Linked DNA regions of Homo sapiens: region 2 is linked to region 1. A link is a loop called in an ENCODE intact Hi-C map of the cell type or tissue named here. Cell type or tissue: spleen. All regions are shown on one strand. Each heading gives the region's core, and the rest is flanking DNA. Links, peaks and the distances in the headings are about the cores only. Region 1 overlaps BAIAP2 (BAR/IMD domain containing adaptor protein 2). Region 2 has its middle 8.7 kb from the start of CHMP6.

What was found. Hi-C counts contacts between places; a loop is a spot of excess contacts. Peaks named below come from ENCODE experiments on the same cell type or tissue, not always from the same donor. Only the 100,000 strongest peaks of a DNase experiment are listed, where the experiment ranks them.
Region 2: it touches region 1 in a loop (3-fold over the local background); 78 of 110 quality-filtered maps call a loop at or near these places.

What each region holds. Positions count from the first base shown.
Region 1 is chr17:81,096,577-81,099,076 of GRCh38, forward strand. All of the region lies in intron 6 of BAIAP2 (BAR/IMD domain containing adaptor protein 2), which reads left to right. Among named protein-coding and RNA genes, the nearest start is that of MIR657, 28 kb to the right of the region's middle. RefSeq lists enhancers at 1-54, 55-944. In spleen, for the core only: a CTCF peak has its summit at 1,011 (motif pointing left); a DNase peak (open chromatin) is centred at 967; H3K4me3 peaks cover 1,195 bases; H3K27ac peaks cover 732 bases; H3K27me3 peaks cover 1,479 bases.
Region 2 is chr17:80,975,149-80,991,214 of GRCh38, forward strand. It overlaps the pseudogene RPL12P37. Among named protein-coding and RNA genes, the nearest start is that of CHMP6, 8.7 kb to the right of the region's middle. RefSeq lists silencers at 6,228-6,387, 6,637-6,816 and enhancers at 6,607-7,106, 14,049-14,238. In spleen, for the core only: CTCF peaks have their summits at 13,996 (motif pointing right) and 14,196; a DNase peak (open chromatin) is centred at 12,908; H3K4me3 peaks cover 1,120 bases; H3K27ac peaks cover 1,495 bases.

The sequences.
Region 1 (2,500 bases), core at 1-2,500:
CTCATCTCCAGGCCCCTCCTTGTGCACAAGCCCACTTGTTTCTCGGAGCACACCCTCCCCACCCAGTCCCTTTGATCCTGAAGGTCAGGAAAGGAGTCCAGCAGCCAGGCTGAGGCTGGAGCACAGCGGGCTCAGGTGTCCTCCTCCATGGCTGCAGTATGTGGCGTCCTGGCCACGGCCATCATGCCCTCCCCAGGCCCCAGGGTACCCCTGAATCTGGCTGTCGCACTCTACCCCTTCCTGGAGAAGGAGCCTCAGAGGTCACTGGAGGTTCTTGGGAGCAGGAGCAGGAAGCCCTGGTAGGTGCATGTTGCATAACCAGAGGAAAAGTACTTCGCGCTCCAGCTGTGGAGGAGGAGGAGGTGGAGGAGAAAGTAGAGGAGGAGAAGAAGGAGAAAGGAGAGGAGGAGGAGGAGGAGGCAGCGGCAGTGGGGGTGGCGGCAGAGGCCTCAGCATGGAGCAGAGCTTGCTGGAAAGTCTGCTTAAGGTTGCCTTGCAGGGCCTCTCACCTGTGATCAAACTTCTCACTTCCTAAATGCCATCTCAGGTCCCCTTTAGGTGACCCTGTGGCCAGGCCCTACAGCGCCTCTGGAGGGTCAAGGCCTACTGGGGATAGGAGTAGCAAGCCCGTTGTTTTGAGGGGCAGGTGGGGTTTAGTGTGGGAAAGCAGGGTGGGCTGCAAGGGCAGGGGAGCGCCGGGCTCCGTGTTGGGGGATGTGGCTGGGCAGGCTCTGGCCTTGGGGACAGCATGGTCTGCTCACACTGGCCAGCAGGCAGAGCCAGTGCCCGGTGGTAGTGCTGGGACCGACCCACACCCTGCCAGGCTGGTTCTCACCCCTGTAGTGGAGGCTTGCGGGGGTAGGCAGCCAGGGAACAGGCTGCTCCGCTCCCCTCCCCGCCGCCCACCCGGCCCGGCACTGCCCACCCACGCTGAGTCAGAGCTGTAGGCGGGGCGGCCGCGAGGCTGAGTCAGGCAGGGGAGGCCGCCCCCTTGCGGAGGCCGCATCTTCTTAAGAGCCGATTCTGAACTGACCACTCCTTGACGGGCAATCCCGGTGGACGGGGGGTCTGAGTCCTGCTGTGGAGGGTCTGCCTGAGGCCGGTAGGGGCTCAGCCCAAGGTAGGTAGGCACAGGAGGAGAGGCGAGACAGAGGAGAGCTGGAAAGACCTTCCTGGCAGAGGAGAAGCTGGCTCCCTGCTGAAGCAGCTAGCCTCCTGCGGCCTCCCAGGAGGGGCCTGGGTGTGTCCCTGGGGACAGGGTCTGTGCCTCGGGTGCTCCTCCCTTGCCCTCACCAGCCACCCACAGCCTCATCAGCGTTTTGGGATGGAAAGTTTCCAGCCTACAAAACCGGAGAGCCCTTGACATCCAGGGTCCCAGTCGAGCCCTCCCACTGTCGGGCTGGGGTTCTGGAATCGGGAACCCCGGGTGCCGGGTGTCAGCTGTGCCATAGGGCTGTGGTGTCACGCGCTACCCCAGACCTCAGGCACATGATCCCCAGGCCAGCTGGGGTCATGGAGGGGCCAGCGGGGGGTGGGGAGGCATGCTCCTCCCAGAGGGACAGAGGCAGAGAGCCCTGGGGTTTGGAACTGTCACTTCCACCTACAGCCCTGTTGGTCAGGTGAGTCATACAACAAGCCCTGCACCCATGGGCAGGCTGGGAGGCGCCTCTGCCCAGGATGGGAGCACAGTCCGGGGCCTGGGAGGCAGCGGCCGCCCTCAGCTTCTTCGCCACTCTCTCCCCCAAACTCCCCCTCTCCAGTTTCCTCCCGAGGCTCACGTTGGAGAGGCCTGGGCTCAGCTACAGTTTCTTGGTCTGGCTTTGCTTGCACTACTTCTTTTAAAGTTTTTTTTTTTTAAATTGTGATAAAATACACGTAACTAATACAGTTGACCACGGTAACCATCTTTAAGTGCACAGTTCAGCGGCATTAGCGCATTCATGGGGTTGTGCGATCACCACCACCATCCATCTCCAGAACTTTCCATCTTCCCAAACTAAAGCTCTTAGTACCCTCCGTCCTGGTGTGTTCAGAATCGGTAGCTGGATCTGGAAGCTCTGTCAGGTTGAGACTCAGTTTTCCTTTTGGGGAAATCATTTTGGCTGGAGCAGCTTCTGTCGTCTTTGCTGGAACCCTTTCTGGGCCGACTGTGTGTCCACCAAGAAGCACAGAGTGGCCAAGACGTGACAGCCGCCATGGTCAGAGCCAGGGCCACAGACGCAAGGGCTGCCGAGCGGCTGACCGCCGGGTCAGGGTGGGGACCGCCTGCTGGCTGCCCTGGTTCTAGGGTCTGGCTTGACTACCTGTCTTTCCTGTGCCCAAGAGCACCTGCCAGGGCTGAGGGTTTTCCAAAGCTTCCGCGTTTGTCTGGGACACATTCTCCCCGTCCCCCCATCCCCCCATCCCCCCATCCCCCCATCCCCCCATCCCACGGGGACACCCGGGTGGGCACTCAGGCAGCTCCAAGGTGGAAGGGCAGCAATCAGGCCTACTTCTCATT
Region 2 (16,066 bases), core at 12,632-15,131, 110 kb before region 1:
AGACATTATCCTGCCAGGCACAGTGGCTCAGGCCTGTAATCCTAGATCTTTGGGAGGCTGAGGCAGGAGGATTGCCTGAGCCCAGGAGTTCAAGATTCAAGACCAGCCTGGGCAACATAGCAAGACCTTGTCTCTACAAATTAAAAAAAAAAATAGCTGGTTGTAGCGTCACGTGCCTGTGGTCCCAGCTACTTGGAAGGCTGAGGCAGGAGAATCACTTGAGCCTGGGAGGTTGAGGCTGCAGTGAGCTATGATCACACCACTGCACTCCAACCTGGGTGACAGAGCCAGACCCCTGTCTCAAAAAAGAATGTGAAAAGACAACCTACAGAAATGGATTAAACTATTTGCAAATAATGTATGTGATAAGGGTTTAATATCCAGAACATATAAGGAATTCTTACAACTCAACGACAAAAAGTCAAACAACCCAGGCCAGGCGCAGGAGTTCACACCTGTAATTCCAACATTTTGAGAGGCCAAGGCAGGCGGATCACTTGAGGCCAGGAGTGCAAGACCAGCCTGGCCAACATGGTGAAACCCCGTCTCTACTAAAAACACAAAAATTAGCCAGGTGTGGTGGTGGACGCCTGTCATCCCAACTACTCAAGAGGCTGAGGCAGGAGAATCGCTGGAACTCAGGAGGTGGAGGCTGTAGTGAGCCAAGATTGTGCCACTGCACTCCAGCCTGGGTGATAGAGCAAGTCTCCATCTCAAAAATAATAATAATAATAATAAGCCAGGCACGGTGGCTCATGCCTGTAATCCCAGCATTTTGGGAGGCCGAGGCAGGCAGATCACAAGGTCAAGAGATTGAGACCATGATGGCCAACATGGTGAAACCTCATCTCTACTAAAAATACAAACATTAGCTGGGCATGGTGGTGCGCACCTGTAGTCCCAGCTACTCGGGAAGCTGAAGCAGGAGAATCACTTGAACCAGGGAGGTGGAGGTTACAGTGAGCCGAGATCGTGCCACTGTACTCCAGCCTGGTGACAGAGTGAGACTCTGTCTCCAAAAAAATAAAAATAAAAAATACAAATAAAAAAATTTTAAAAAGACAAGCAACCTAATTTTAAAATGGTCAGAGGATTTAAATACCTTCTCCAAAGCAGGTGAACAAATGGCCAATAAGCACATGAAAAGATGCTCATTACCAGTCATTAGGGAAATGGACATGAAAACTACAATGAGATTCCACTTCACACCTTCTAGGATGGCTTCAATTTAGAAAGAAAACCAGCTTTTGGCAACTCCCTTCAGTTGTCCCGAACCCTGGTTCATCTGACACCAGCTGCTTCACCATGCTCTGAAGTTCCACCCCAACAAGAGCAAAGTCGTACACCTGAGGTGCAGCGGGGGCAAAGTCGGTGCCACGTCTGCACTGGCCCCCGAGACCGGCCCCCTGGGTCTGTCTCCAAAAAAGGCTGGTGATGACATTGCCAAGGCAACCGGTGACTGGTGGTCTGAGGATTACAGCGAAACTGACCATTCAGAACAGACAGGCCCAGACTGAGGTGGTGCCTTCTGCCTCTGCCCTGATCATCAACGCCCTCAAGGAACTGCCAGGAGACAGAAAGAAACAGAAAAACATCAAACACAGTGGAAATATCACTTTTGATGAGATTGTCAACATTGCTCCACAGATGTGGCACTGATCTTTAGCCAGAGAACTCTCTGGAACCATTAAAAAGATCCTGGGGACTGCCCAGTCTCTGGGCTGCAATGCTGATGGCCTCCATCCTCATGACATCATAGATGACATCAACAATGGTGCCGGGGAATGCCCAGCTAGTTAAGAAGCACAAAGGAAAATATTTCAATAAAGGATCATTTGACAATTAAAAAAAAAAAAAAAGAAAACCAGAAAGTCAGAAGGGTTGGTGAAGATGTGGACAAATCGAAACCTTCCCGCATTGCTGGTGAAAATGGAAAATGGTGCAGCCACTGGGGAAAATCGTTCGGCGGTTCCTCAAGAAGTTAAGCACGGGATCAGCGTTGGACCCAGCAATTCCACTCCCAGATATATACCCAAGAGAAATGAAAACATGTCCATGCAGAAATTTGTACAGGAATATTTATAGGACATTATTCATAATGGCCAAAAGGCAGAAACAACAAAAGGTCCAACAATGAATGAATGGATAAACATGATGCAGTATATTCATACCATGGAATATTACGCAGCCTTGAAAAGGAAGCACTGAAGCTACAACGAGGATGCCTCCTGCAAACACACGGAATGAAAGAGGCCGGATTCCAGAGGCCATATTGTGCAATTCCTTTTATATGACATATCTGGAATAGGTAAAACCAGCCCAACTACAGAAAGGAGACTGATGGCACCAGGGGTGGGGGGAGAGGAGGAATGAGGGGTGCCACTTGGTATTTTTCTTTTCTTTTCTTTTTTTTCTTTTTTTGAGACGGAGTTTTGCTGTCATTGCCCAGGCTGGAGTGCAATGGCGTGATCTCAGCTCACCGCAACTAATTTTGTATTCTTAGTAGAGACGGAGTTTCTCCATGTTGGTCAGGCTGGTCTCAAACTCCCGACCTCAGGTGATCTGCCTGCCTCAGCCTCCCAGAGTGCTGGGATTACAGGCATGAGCCACCTAGCCCAGCCCTTACTGAGTATTTTTCTGGGGTGATTAAAATGTTTTGACACCAGATAGAGAAGGTGGTTGTACAACATTGTGAATACACTGAATGCCACTGAAATGTACACTTTAAAATGGTTAACGGGGCTAGGCGCAGTGGCTCACACCTGTAATCACAGCACTTTGGGAGGCCAAGGTGAGCGGATCACCTGAGGTCAGGAGTTCAAGACCAGCTTGGTCAACATGCCGTCTCAGCTAAAAATACAAAAATTAGCCAGATGTGGTGGTGCATACCTGTCATCCCAGCTACTCGGGAGGCTGAGACAAGAGAATCACTTGAACCTGGGAGGCAGAGGTTGCAGTGAGCCAAAATTGCACCACTGCACTCCAGCCTGGGCAACAGAGCAAGACTCTGTCTCAATAAATAAATAAATAATAAAATAAAATTTTATTTTATTTTGTGGTGGCACAGACTGTAGTCCTAGCTACACGGGAGGCCGAGGTGGGAGGATTGCCTGGGCCCAGGAGTTGGAGGCTGCAGTGAGCTATAGTTGCCACCGCACCCCAGCCTGCGTGACAGAATGAGACCCTGTCTCTAAAAAATAAAAATAAAATAAACTAGTTAATTGCAGGTTATATGAATTCCACTTCCATTCTTTTTCATTGACAAAAATACAAACTGACGCCAGAGAATGCGGCTCCGGTCATGCCTTTGGTCCCTCCAGGTTCAAGCGAGAGGATTTGCTGTGAGAAACAGAAGTCTCTTAAGAGTGTTAAGAGTGCAACCTGAGAGGGAGGGTGCCCACTGTTGTGGTCTGAACATCGTGTCCCTCCAAAACCCCTGTTGGCACCGAATCCCCAGTCTAGCGTATTAAGAGGTGGGGCCCTTCCGGGTAATTGGGTCATGAGGGCGCCTCCCCTGTGAGTGGGATTAAGGCCTGTGTAAGAGGCTTCACACCTCAGCTCCCTTTTGCTGTCCTGCCTCCCGCCATGGGGGGACACAGAGCTCAAGGCGCCATCGTGGAAGCAGAGAGCCGCCCTCCCCAGGCACGGGAATCCAGCACCTTGACCTTGGACTTCTCAGCCTCCAGAACTGCAAGAAAGAAATGTCCATTGTTCATAAATTACCCAGTCTCCGAATTCTGTTACAGCAGCATGAACAGACTAAGACCCAAGAACTCGCCAAGGACCGTAAGGGGCCCGGAGTCGTGAGACACAAATTCAGGCCTGGAACAGCCCAGAGAAACAGGCGGACATCAGGCAGCCCCAGGGACCCGCTGCTCTCATGGTCACGAGGCTAGCAGCCCGGCCTCCAGCTCTGTAATCCCCTCATCTCTGGGGGAAGTCACCTGGAGGGGCCCCTGTGGCCAGGACTGAGGCCTCCTGCCCACAGCCACTCAGATGAGCATGGAGGCGACTCTGGCAGCCTCCCAGGCTTGAGATGAACCCGGCCAGCAGCTGAGCTGCAGAATTCTGACTCCAGGGGCAGCCTGTGCCACACACATTCATCGTCTATCACACGCGAGAAGTGACCCAAGGACTCAGCAGCTGAAAGCAGCCGACATCATCCCACACACTCCCAGGCCAGGAGACCGGAAGCGGCTCAGCAGGAAGCCGGGCTCAGGTCTCCCGGGGGTGGCCATCCAGCTGTCAGCCAAGATGGAGGCCACCGTGCCATTAATGACCCAATCTCAAAAGTGACCTGCCATCACTCTCCTCTGCCCTTGGTCACTCAGACCAACCCAGCGCAGTGTGTGTGGGGACGCAAGGACCGTTTGAGGGCCTGTGGCAGCCTCCTGTGTCCGTAGCTGATGTGAGCTCATCCCACCTCCCCGGGCTTCTTCCTGCCCCAAGCCTGGCCTTCTCACCCCCTTCCTGGCTCTCTTCAAGCCATCCCACCCAGCATCCTTCCTGACCTTCAGACCACAGGCATAGCTCACCCAAAACACACCCTCCAGGCCTCAGTGGCCCCCCTCCTGGGCGCTCATGTCCCCTCAGGCGCGTGAGCCTCCCAGCCACCTGATTCCGGCCACCACCATCACTCCCGGGGGGCCGCTGCAGCTGCCTGCCTGGCAGTTCCAGCTCCACCCAGCACAGGCCGCTTTACTCCTCCCTGCCTCAGTTTCTCCCGTGGAATGCAGACGGTCCCCCATCCTCCTGGAAGGCTGGCTGTGTGGGAGCTGGGGCAGTAGTGTGTGTGCAGCCTGTGACCCCTGGGTCGGCCGATGTCATCTCCCAAGTGGCGCCACGTCTGCCCAGGGGCTTAGGCCAAAGGCTGACCTCGCCTTCATGCCCCTTCCCCTCAGGGCCGCTCCTGCCCATCCAGCAGCTCTCACCGGGTTGACCCGTGGCCTTCAAGCCTGTTTCCCACCGCGACCCCTTCTCCCCAGGGGGAGCAGCCAGGATGAAAACCCAAGTGAGGTCAGTCCCTCCTGGGCAAGGGCCAAGCGCTTCCGGCTGTCCGAGAACAGGGGCGGACCAGCCCCAGGGCTGCCATGCCCCACCCACCATCCAGTCCTGGCACTGCACTGTCACCCCGCTGTCCTTCTATCTGGGGTTCAGGCTCCTGAGATCAGATGCCACATCCTCAACTACCCACCCAACATCCCTCCAGCCCAGCACCACCTCCATTCCCCTGTGTCCCTTGTCATATGCAAACTCCATGACAAAGGGACTGCAGTTCTCAGAGCAGGGCCTGCCCATGGTAGGCGCTGAAGGAATGAATGAATATGAATGAGTGTATGAGTGAGTGAGTGAGTGAGCGAATGAGTGGGTGAAAAAGTTAATGAGCAAGTGTATGAATGGGTGGGTGTGTGAGTGGGTGGGTGAGTGGGTGGGTGAATGGGCGGATGAGTCAAAGAATGAGTCAGTGAATGAGTGTGTGAGTGAGTGTGTGTGTGTGAGTGTGTGTGTGAATGAGTGGGTGAATGAATGAGTGTGTGAGTGAATGAGTGGGTGAATGAGAGGATGAATGAATGAATGAGTGAAGGAGTGGGTGACTGAGTGAATGAGTGAGGGAGTGGGTGAGTGAATGAATGAATGAGGGAGGGAGGGAGTGAATGAGTGAGTCAGTGAGGGACAGAGAGACGGAGTGAGGGAGTTAAAGAGTGGGTGAATGAGTCAATGAGTGAGAGAATGAATGAGTAAATGAGTGAGCCAGTGAGGGACGGAGGGAGTGAGTTAATGAGCAGGTGAATGAATGAGTGAATGAGGAAGTGAGTGAATAAGCGGGTGAATGAATGAATGAGGGAGGAAATGAATGCGCAGGTGAATGAATGAATGAATGAGTGAAGAGGGAGGGAGGGAGCAGGTGAATAAATGGATGAGTGAATGAGTGAGGTAGTGACTTCATCAAGCCCCGCAGGTCCCGCAGCCACAGGGCCTCCCACTCCCCGTGCCCCCGCCCCCGCGCCCCCGCGGGTTTCCGGGACCCCAGTCTCTGCTGCCCTCCGCGCAGGAGCCTGCACAGGGTAGGGGCCCGCGAGGACCCCGGGGCGGCCTGCCGAGGTCTGGGGGCCTCCCTTAGGGGTCTGCGGGTCTCTCCCCCAGGGGTGTGGGGTCCTGCCTCCTCCGGGCTGAGGTCCTCCCACCGGGGTCCGGGGTCCCGCCTGCGGGGTCCGGGGTCTCTCCCACCGGGGTCCGGGGTCCCGCCTGCGGGGTCCGGGGTCTCTCCCACCGGGGTCTGGGGGCCGCCCCAGCTGCGAGGGCCGCCGGCTTCCCCTGTCCTGCAGCGCCACCGCGTGGCCGCCGCGGCCGCTGCTCCTTCCCCTGGCGCGGGGGTCGCCGCTGCCAGCCGGGGCGGGACAGGCTGCTGGGACGTCAGCCCCGAGGCCCCGCGCCACCCCTTCCTGCCCCATTTCTACCGTAGCTCTCAAGCACCCAAAAGATGTCTTCGCCCTTAACCCCCTGCAGCCCAGCGCCCCCACTCCACGGGTCTCTGAGGGTCCCCAGCAAGCAGGGTCTTCCCTCTGGGCCACCCGGCCCTCCTCTGGGAGCAGCCCACTTCTCCCCGGCGCTGCCGCAGCCCCTCCGAGGACACCTTCTCTTCCCTAGGCCGCCCATTGCCGCGCCCCAGGGAGTGTCTGCAGCCACGGGTCCCTCCAACCCCGCACTTGTGTCCAGCACCAGCACTTTCTGGGCTCTCGCCCATTCCTTGAGGATTTGCTTCTTTTGACTTGCTCCAGAATGTTCGTCGGGCTCATCATTTTCTCTGCTCCCTGAGTCACCGCTGCTTAGTCTGACCCTGAAGATCCCACCAGGAGCGTGGGAGCCCCTGCCTGGACACTCCCCCGGCCCATGGAGAAGGTGGCAGCTCTCCCACATCCGCTGGGCCCCACCGACGCGGGGCACCTGCAAGGAGGGGTGCAGCCCCCAGTTCATGATCTCAGGGTCTCCTGGCCCAAGCCAGGCGTCAGCACGCAGCCCAGGCAAGTCACCTGCAACACGGCAAAAGGCCCTTTCCCTCCCTGCATGCCTCTCGGCCCCACCTTCCCTCCCTCCCCACTAGGCATGGGCTCAGGTGTGGGTGTGACTCCTGGGCCAGGCAGCCGTGGGTCTTCACCCACCATGGCTGCAGCTGACCAGGCTGGGACTGGAAGGCGGAGAAGGAGGGCTGCCCTCTCCACCCAACGGCCCTCCAGCCCTAGGAGGAAGCTGGCTGCGTGGTCAGGGAAGAGATGAGGGACAGAGAGTGGGGAGGGCTTCCTCCACTGGTGACTGCATTGGTCAGTTCCTGCACCCAGAAGGCCTAGGGCCACCTCTGTGGAGTGGAGCCACCAGCACGACCCCCAGAGGCTGGTGGACACCTGGGTGGAGGGACCAGCTGGATGATGATGTCATGTCCACGTCATTGGTGCCTCACAAGAACCACCTTTTCTCACCGGCTGCCTCTCCATTCGTGTGTCATTTGAAGGCCACCCCAAATGTCACCTCCTCAATGGAACCTTCCCGGATCCCCACAGCCTTCCCATCCCATGTTCCAGGCCGGCTGTGGGCAGCTTGGCCCAATGCTGCCTGCTGAGGGATCCCGGGTGAGTGTCCCCAGCAGGAAGGGCCCTCGTGAGACAGGGGCGGCGGGAGAGGAGTAGAATCTGTGTCCTTGTTCCTGGGTCTGGCCCATGTGAGGTCTTGCCGTGGCGGGTGGGCCTTTTCACGCTGGTGCTGGCGGCAGCTGTGGCCATCACCAAGGGTTTCCTGCGGTCCCTGCAACCTCCCGACTCTAAACACTCGCCATGTCCCCGAGATCCAGGGATGGGACTCCCCGGCCTTCATTCCTCCAACTCTTAATGATTTTTGAAGCACTTGATCCTTTGTATTAAATACCTCCCTCCTTGAAATGCCCAGAGGGGTTCCTGCTTTCCAGGGCAAACCTCAGGTGATGACCTCATTGCTAAGTTAAGGGCGGATTGTGCCTCCCCAAAACTCACAGGTTGAAGTCCTACCCCCTAGCGCCGCAGAATGGGACCTCAGTTGGAGATGATGTCATTGCAGATGTAATTAGTTAATGTGGGTGGTGTTGGGGCAGGTTCCTCCATATAACATATTGTCCTTATAAAAAGGGAACATTTGGCCAGGCGCGGTGGCTCACGCCTGTAATCTCAGCACTTTGGGAGGCTGAGGCAGGCGGATCACAAGGTCAGGAGATCGAGACCATCCTGGCTAACATGGTGAAACCCTGTCTCTACTAACAATACAAAAAATTAGCCGGGCGTGGTGGCAGGCGCCTGTAGTCCCAGCTACTCGGGAGGCTGAGGCAGAAGAATGGCGTGAACCCGGGAGGCAGAGCTTGTAGTGAGCCGAGATCGCACCACTGCCCTCTAGCCTGGGCGACGGAGCGAGACTCCATCTCAAAAAAAAAAAAAAGGAGGAGGGGAACATTTGGACACAATCATAACACAAGAGAACACGTCGGGAAGATGAAGGCAGAGGACGGGGGGATGTTTCTACAAACCAAGGGACACCGACGCCGCCCACAGTCACCAGGGGCCGGGGGACACATGGGCCGGATTCTCCCTCGGAGCCTCAGAAGGAATCCTCCCTGCTGACTGCAAGGACCGGGGCGGGCCGGCAATTTCCGACAGCAGGGGAAGGATGACATCTTTAAAATCACACACAAGGGCCCTGCAGTCTCAGTTGAAGTCAGAGGGAGAAAATCAGAAAACAAGGAGGAACAGTGAAGAAAATCTTCTGGTAGCAAGACCACGGCATCCGAAAATGATTTCCCAAGTTTTACCCTACGGCTCGGAGGATTACAACGGAAATTAAATTCTCAGCCTCCCCAGGTAACCTGTGTGAACCTTAGAGCAGAGCGGGGGGAAGTGGGGATGGAAGGACCTGAGGGGTAACCCTGATCCCCTGCCCAGGGAGTCCCACTCAGCCTTGCTTGCCGGCAGAAGCCACCCTCCTCCCTATCTGAGGCAGCTCCCACACTGGGAGACCTCACCTGAAGCATCTGCCTGGGGCAGGAGGCTGATTCCCCTCGAGACCCAGGCCCGTCACCCCTGGTTGCCTCTAACCCCATAGCTGGAGTGAGATCCCAGCTGACTCCAGGGAGAAGAATAAAAACCTGCCACACCCCAAGATCATCAAGATTTTGCTAATTCAAGCTGGAGACTAGTGGTGAGCGTGGATCCCACTGTCAGGGCGGCTGCACACTCCAGGGACTCTGAGCTCAACTGTCTGCCTGAGTATCTGTGAGAAACTGGAGCTGTTCGCTCTATTTGTTGCTGGAAACTTGGACTTGGACGGGCGTGGTGGCTCACACCTGTAATCCCAGCATTTTGGGAGGCCAAGGCAAGTGAATCACCTGAGGTCAGGAGTTCGAGACCAGCCTGGCCAACATGGTGAAACCCCATCTCTACTAAAAATACAAAAAATTAGCCAGGCGTGGTGGCAGGCGCCTGTAATCCCAGCTACTCAGGAGGCTGAGGCCGGAGAATCGCTTGAACCCTGGAGGCAGAGGTTGCAGGGAGCCGAGATCACGCCATTGCACTCCAGCCTGGGCAACAGAATGAGACTGTCTCAAAAAGAAAGAAACCTGGACTTAACAGTGGCCCAGCTGAGATTCCAGGATTTCCTCAGTAGAGCACAGAGAGAAGAATCCAGCAGCGTAGAGAGCCAGGAATGCCAAATGGATTCGTCAGATGCAACCCATTGGCTGAGTCCCTCATCACCTCCCCAAAACATTCCTTACAAAGGCCTGCAACTTGCCCACAAGGAGGCTCTGAGCTCTGCCGCCAACAAGACTGTGTCCCCTGATCTCTCACGTGACCCTGGAGTGGCAAAGACCGAGAGTCTGAGATGGGACAGGCTCGGTGACAGAAGGAGCGGCCAGCTGGGAGCAGAGAGTGCCACAGGGGTCAGGGCCCTTGGCTAATGGGTCAAGCATCCCCAGAACTGAAAAAGATGGACAGTCTATGAAAGCTTAAATTGATCATTTTTTTAAAAACCAGGTCAGGCGCGGTGGCTCTTGCCTATAATCCCAGCGCTTTGAGAGGACAAGGACTGAGGATCACTTGAGCCCAGGAGTTCGAGACCCACCTCGGCAACATAATGAGAACCCTATCTCTACAAAAAATACACAGATTAGCCAAGCATGGTTGTGTGCACCTGTGGTCCCAGCTACTCGGGAGGCTGAGTGGGGTGGATCACCTGAGCCCAGGAGGTCAAGGCTGCAGTGAGCTGTGACGGCACCACTGCACTCTAGCCTGGGCAACAGTGAGACCCTGTCTCCAAAAAAAAAAAAAAAATACAATAACAAAAACAAACCCAGATCTAGGCCAGGCGCAGGGGCTCACGCCTGTAATCCCCGCACTTCCGGAGACCAAGGTGGGTGGATCACCTGAGGTCAGGAGTTCAAGACCAGCCTGGCCAACATGGTGAGACTCCCATCTCTACTAAAAATACAAAAAATTACCCAGGTCTGGCGGCTCATGCCTGTAATCCCAGGTACTCGGGAAGCTGAGGCATGAGAATCACTTGAACCTGGGAGGCGGAGGCTGCAGTGAGCCAAGATCACGCCACTGCACTCCAGCCTGGGTGACAGAGTGAGACTGTCTCACAAAAAAAAAAAAAAGAAAAAGAAAAAAGAAAAAAACCAGATCTGCCATGAAATACCTTAATGGAGAGTGGCGATCCCTCACCAGTTCCCCGGCCTGACCAGTCCCAGGACTGGGCCCCCAAATAAAGGGGAGAACATGCCTCTCCGTGGAAGGGCAGACACCAACACCTTCAAGTCTCCCTGCTGCCTTCTCTAAGCACCTACAACCATTGCTCTGGTCATCTTTTGCTGAGTAACAAATCACCCCAAAACTCAGTGGCTTAAAACAATAACAAACACGTATTTTGCTCACAAATCTGTGATTTAGGCAAAGTACACCAGAGAAGGCTCGTCTCTGCTCCGTGTGACATCAGCTGGGGTGGCTCAGCGGATGAGGGGACTAGAACATTTCCCTTCTAAGAAGGCTCATCCCATGGCTGGCCAGGTGGTGTCAGTGGGCGGTTCCTCCCAGGGGCTGCTTGGCTCCTCCTGACTTGGTGGCTGAGTTCCAAGAACGAGAGTCCAGGAGACACCAGGTAGACACTGTGTCTTATTTTAGTTTAGTTTAGTTTAGTTTTTTGAGATGGAGTCTCACACTGTCATCCAGGCTGGAGTGCAGTGGCATGATCTCAACTCACTGCAACCTCCGCCTCCCAGGTTCAAGCAATTCTCCTGCCTCAGCCTCCCAAGTAGCTGGGACTACAGGTGTGCACCACCACGTTAGCTAATTTTTGTATTTTTAGTAGAGACAGCGTTTCACCATGTTTGCCAGGATGGTCTCAAACTCCTGACCTTGAGTGATCTGCCCGCCTCAGCCTCCTAAAGTGCTGGGATTATAGGTGTGAGCCACCATGCCTGGCCATCTTTTTTTTTTTTTTTTTTTTTTTAAATAGAGATGGGGTCTCACTGGGTTGCCCAGGCTGGTCTTGAACTCCTGAGCTCAAATAATCCTCCCACCTCAGCCTCCCAAAGTGCTGGGATTACAGGTGTGAACCACCACACCCAGCCTTGTGTCATCTTTTGTCACCTGGTCTCAGAAGTGACATGGCACCACTGCCGCCATAATTAAAGGCTCAGCGGTGTGCCACTGTCACCCCTCAGCTCCAAATCCACCCTTCCTAGGCCTGTTTGTGCTGGTGGAGCTGGACCCTGTAAACGTTTCTCCTCTTCTGGCCAGCTCAGCCTGAGGCTTTGACGGGAGAGGGAGCTGGAGGTTGCAGCGAGGCCTGGCAGAGAATGGGGCCTCCCTGTCTGACCCCTTCCTTGCTGCAGCTGCCAGTGGCTCCGTGTGCGGGTGACTCCTCCGTGAGTCTCTGCCACCCATGGGCTGCTTCTCGCAGACACCCCCCGTCTGTCGTGCTCCCCAGCAAGATTCTCAAGCACCTGGCAGGAGTTCCTGTTAGAAAAGCTCTGGCCCAGATGCACCCCTCAGTGAGTTTCTCGGCCAACTGGCAGGCTCCCCACGGACGGCTAGGCTCTCACCCTGCAGTAACTTCCTCCACCACGGGCAGGGACAGCCTGCAGGGTCCAGCAGAGCCCAGGGCAACTTCCTCCACCGCGGGCAGGGGAAGCCTGCAGGGTCCAGCAGAGCCCAGGGCAACTTCCTCCACTGCGGGCAGGGGCAGCCTGCAGGGTCCAGCAGAGCCAGGCCCAGCCTTGAGTTGGGATGTTCTTCCAGGTTCTTGGTTTCTCCTCGTGTGCTCCCTGTCTGTCCTAGAAACACACGCTGCTTCTGGCACTGCTATTCCTGTATTCCTCAGAGTTCTCTTGTAACCTTTTAATAGTGAAACCTCCTTTTCTAGTTTATAATTCTTTATATTAAATGTTCCTGTTCAAATTACTGGTGTGGTTTCTGTCTCCTGCCTGGAACCTAATGGTACAGAGTTAGCACAAGGAGAGGTCCCAGGAGGGCATTTGGGGACTGTTTGCATCGTCCCTAGGGTGTGAATGCCTGGCTGAGTTTCCTGCCAATGGGAAACGGGGTGCTGGGCCCCACTTTGCAGTGGATTTGCTGTGGCCTCTGGTTGGGTAAAAAAAAGGGCTGGGTGAGACTGGTGCCGGGGTGCCCAAGCGGCTGCTGCCCTTCAGAGCAGAACAGCAAGGACACCCCAGGACTGTGGACTGGGGGTTCCTGCTCCACACACTGGGCGTTCACAGCAATCAGATGGCTGGCAGGAGCAGCTCCTCCCAGGCCTCGGGTCAGCTGAGAGGCAGAGAATGTTCGTGGCAGCCCTCACAGGAGCTGCTGTTTGTGGTCCCTACGGGGCTGACATTGCTGGAAATCAAACACAATGTTCAGTCCCGCGTGTCACCTGATCACAGGGTCAGCTGAGCGCACAGCCTTGCCCGTGTCCTCACTTGAGAGGCAGAATGCTGACAGGACAGCACCCCTGACCCAGAGTGGAGGCAGCGCCCGGAACCCCGTGGAGCTCACAGTCGGCTCCTGCCAGGGTGCCCCGAGGCTCCCTTGCCAGTGGGAGTGGTGGTGGCTGAGGTTGCTGGTGCTCCTGAGTTTGAAAACCCTCAAGAGCCCACCGTTAAGACCCTTGTGAGAGGTTGCCGTCCTCCCCAAGCCAGCACAGCCACCTCCTGTTGCCTACAATTAGCATCAGATCTTAGGGATCCGGGACAGCGTGACACAGAAGACAACAGCTCATGCTGGGACTTGGGAATTTTTTCTGTAAGAGAACAAACAGCACCCAGGCACGGTGGCTCACGCTTGTAATCCCAGCACTTTGGGAGGCCGAGGTGGGTGGATTACCTGAGGTCAGGAGTTTGTGATCAGCCTGGTCAACTTGGTGAAACTCCTTCTCTACCAAAAATACAAAAAAAAATTAGCTGGGCGCGGTGGCAGCTGCCTGTAGTACCAGCTACTCAGGAGGCTGAGGCAGGAGAATCGCTTGAACCTGGGAGGCAGAGGCTGCAGTGAGCTGAGATCACACCACTGCATTCCAGCCTGGGTGACAAAGTGAGACTCTGTCTCAAAAAAAAATAAAAATAAAAAATCAAACAGTAAATATCAGGCTCCGTGAGCCACATACGGCCTCTGGCCACCTTGCTCTTGCTCTTCTCCTTCTCCCTCCTCCATTCCTCCTCCTTTTCGGTGTGTGTGTGTGTGTGTGTGTGTGTGTGTGTGTGTGTGTGTTTTACAATCCTTAAGAAATGTAAAATCCACTCTTAACTCAAAGGCTGTACAAAAAAATAGATTCCAGGCCGGATGTGGCCCGCAGGCTGTAGTTTGGCAAACCCTGGCTTACATGCTACAAGAATTCAGAGATATTTCAGATAGATATCGCGGGGAACCTGGGGAGAACCTGCGGGAGTGGATTCGGGGGGGTTGGACCGGGAACACCGAATCGGAACACTAGAGGGGGCTGAAGTCCCTGATCTGGGGGCCTTGATCGCTCTGCCGGGTCTGCAGCTGCAGCCACAGCTAAGCGCTCCCTCGCGCGACGGCTGAAGCTCAGACCCAGAGGCCCGCAGGTCACGAACCCAAGACCCCAGACCCTCCATGGCCTGCTGTGGAGGAGAGAATCCGAAGGTCCACGGACAGGCAGTCCGTGAGTGTGACCTGCACGCCCACACCCAGCCACGCCCTGCAGGCTCAGAAGCACCACCTTCCCGGACGTGAGGAACACCCGGGCGAGGGGAGCCCCTGCACCCTGAAAAGTCCTGCTACTGCTCTCCTTCGTAGGCCAAGTGTGACCGCGGGGAGAGGGGTGCCCCGGCAGAGATGCGCTCCTTGATCTCCATGGGGTGACACATCCCAGAGCAGCAGCAGGACAGGGGGCAACCGCCGCCGTCAAGTCCCACGCGGGCTGTGTGTGCCAGCGGCGGCAGAAGGAACTGGCGCTCGGGATGCCGTGGCCTGCAGGGTCCTCCGGCGAATCACAGTGCCCAGGGTGAAACAAAGGGTTGGCAGACCAGAGTGCTGTTTGTCTTACACAACAGAAACAAAACTCTGGGTCTGGTGGCCAAACCTGACTTGAGTCACCACAGTGGACAGCCACGGCCTCTCACCTGTTTCCAGGCTGAGCCAATTCACAGACCTGGAGCCCTTGAGTTGGGGGCCAGGTTCCTTGAGGGAGACCCCTGAAGCATTGCTGCAAGGAATACAGCAGCAAAGCCACGGGAAGAGTCCCCCAAAGGGACCTGTACCTGTTTACCAAAGTAACTGTGTAACAGAGGGAGGGAAATACTCAAGCGTCTCAGGAATGACAAGACACTGGCATCAAATGGATTCCAATTCCTTTTCTTTTTCTTTTTCTTTTTTTGGAGACAGAGTATCACACTGTCGCCCAGGCTGGAGTACAGTGGTGTGATCTCAGCTCACTGCAACCTCCACCTCCCAAGTTCAAGCGATTCTCCTGCCTCAGCCTCCCAAGTAGCTGCGATTACAGGTGCATGCCACCATGCCCCACTAACTTTTGTAGTTTTGTAGAGACACGGTCCACTATGTGAGGCCAGGCTGATGTCGAACTCCTGACCTCAGGTGATCCACCCACCTCAGCCTCCCAAAGTGCTGGTATTACAGGCGTGAGCCACCACACCTGGCCAGATGGAGTCTGCTAGAGTCTCGGGGATTTTATAGGGACAGGATGGGGGCGTGGCAGGCCAGGGTGGTCTTTGGAAATGCAACATTTGGGCAGGAAAACAAAAATCCCTGTCCTCACCTAGGTTTGTGGGCACAGGCGGTGGGGGGATCCCTAGCCAAGGATCACGCCTTCCTCTACCCAGCTCTTCCTTCCCCCTTCATGAGGAGCAGGGAGTAGCAAGTCTTTTTTTTTTTTTTCCTCAACGTCCCCATGGACACCAAGGAAAAAAGTACTTCAGATGTCTTGGTGAGACAAATCAGAGGGTGGGAGATGAACCCCACAAAAATTCAGGGGCCCCCTCACCTCAGTGAAGGTTCTGGAGTCCAGAGGTTTGGAACAGGTGATAATTATTCTCCTTTTGATGTTATTTGTTATATTTTTTGTAGAGACGGGGGTCTTGCTATGTTGCCAGGCTGGTCTTGAACTCCTGGCCTCAAGCCATCCTCAGCTGAGTGCTTTTCTTTGACACTTAGTGAATGCTCAGGAACCACAGTCAGGATACTCAGGCGGGAACCGGGGTGGCTTCTCCCTTTTACCCTTTATCCCCATTCATGTGTTTCTTAGCCCCCCAGGGAAGAATGCTTCTGTGGGGGACGCAGCCACGATTCCTTGGAAGGAGAAGCTGAGCCCAGCCATGCTGGTCTCCTCCTGGCACTGATCTACAGACAGGGAGCAGCGCAGTGGAAGAGGGAAGATCCCAGGGCTGAAAGGCTGGGTGGAGGGCGCTGCTGGTCGCATTTCAGGGAACATTTTAAAGTGCAAAGCGGGCCGGGTGCGGCGGCTCACGCCTGTCATCCCAGCACTTTGGGAGCCCGAGGTGGGTGGATCAGAAGGTCAG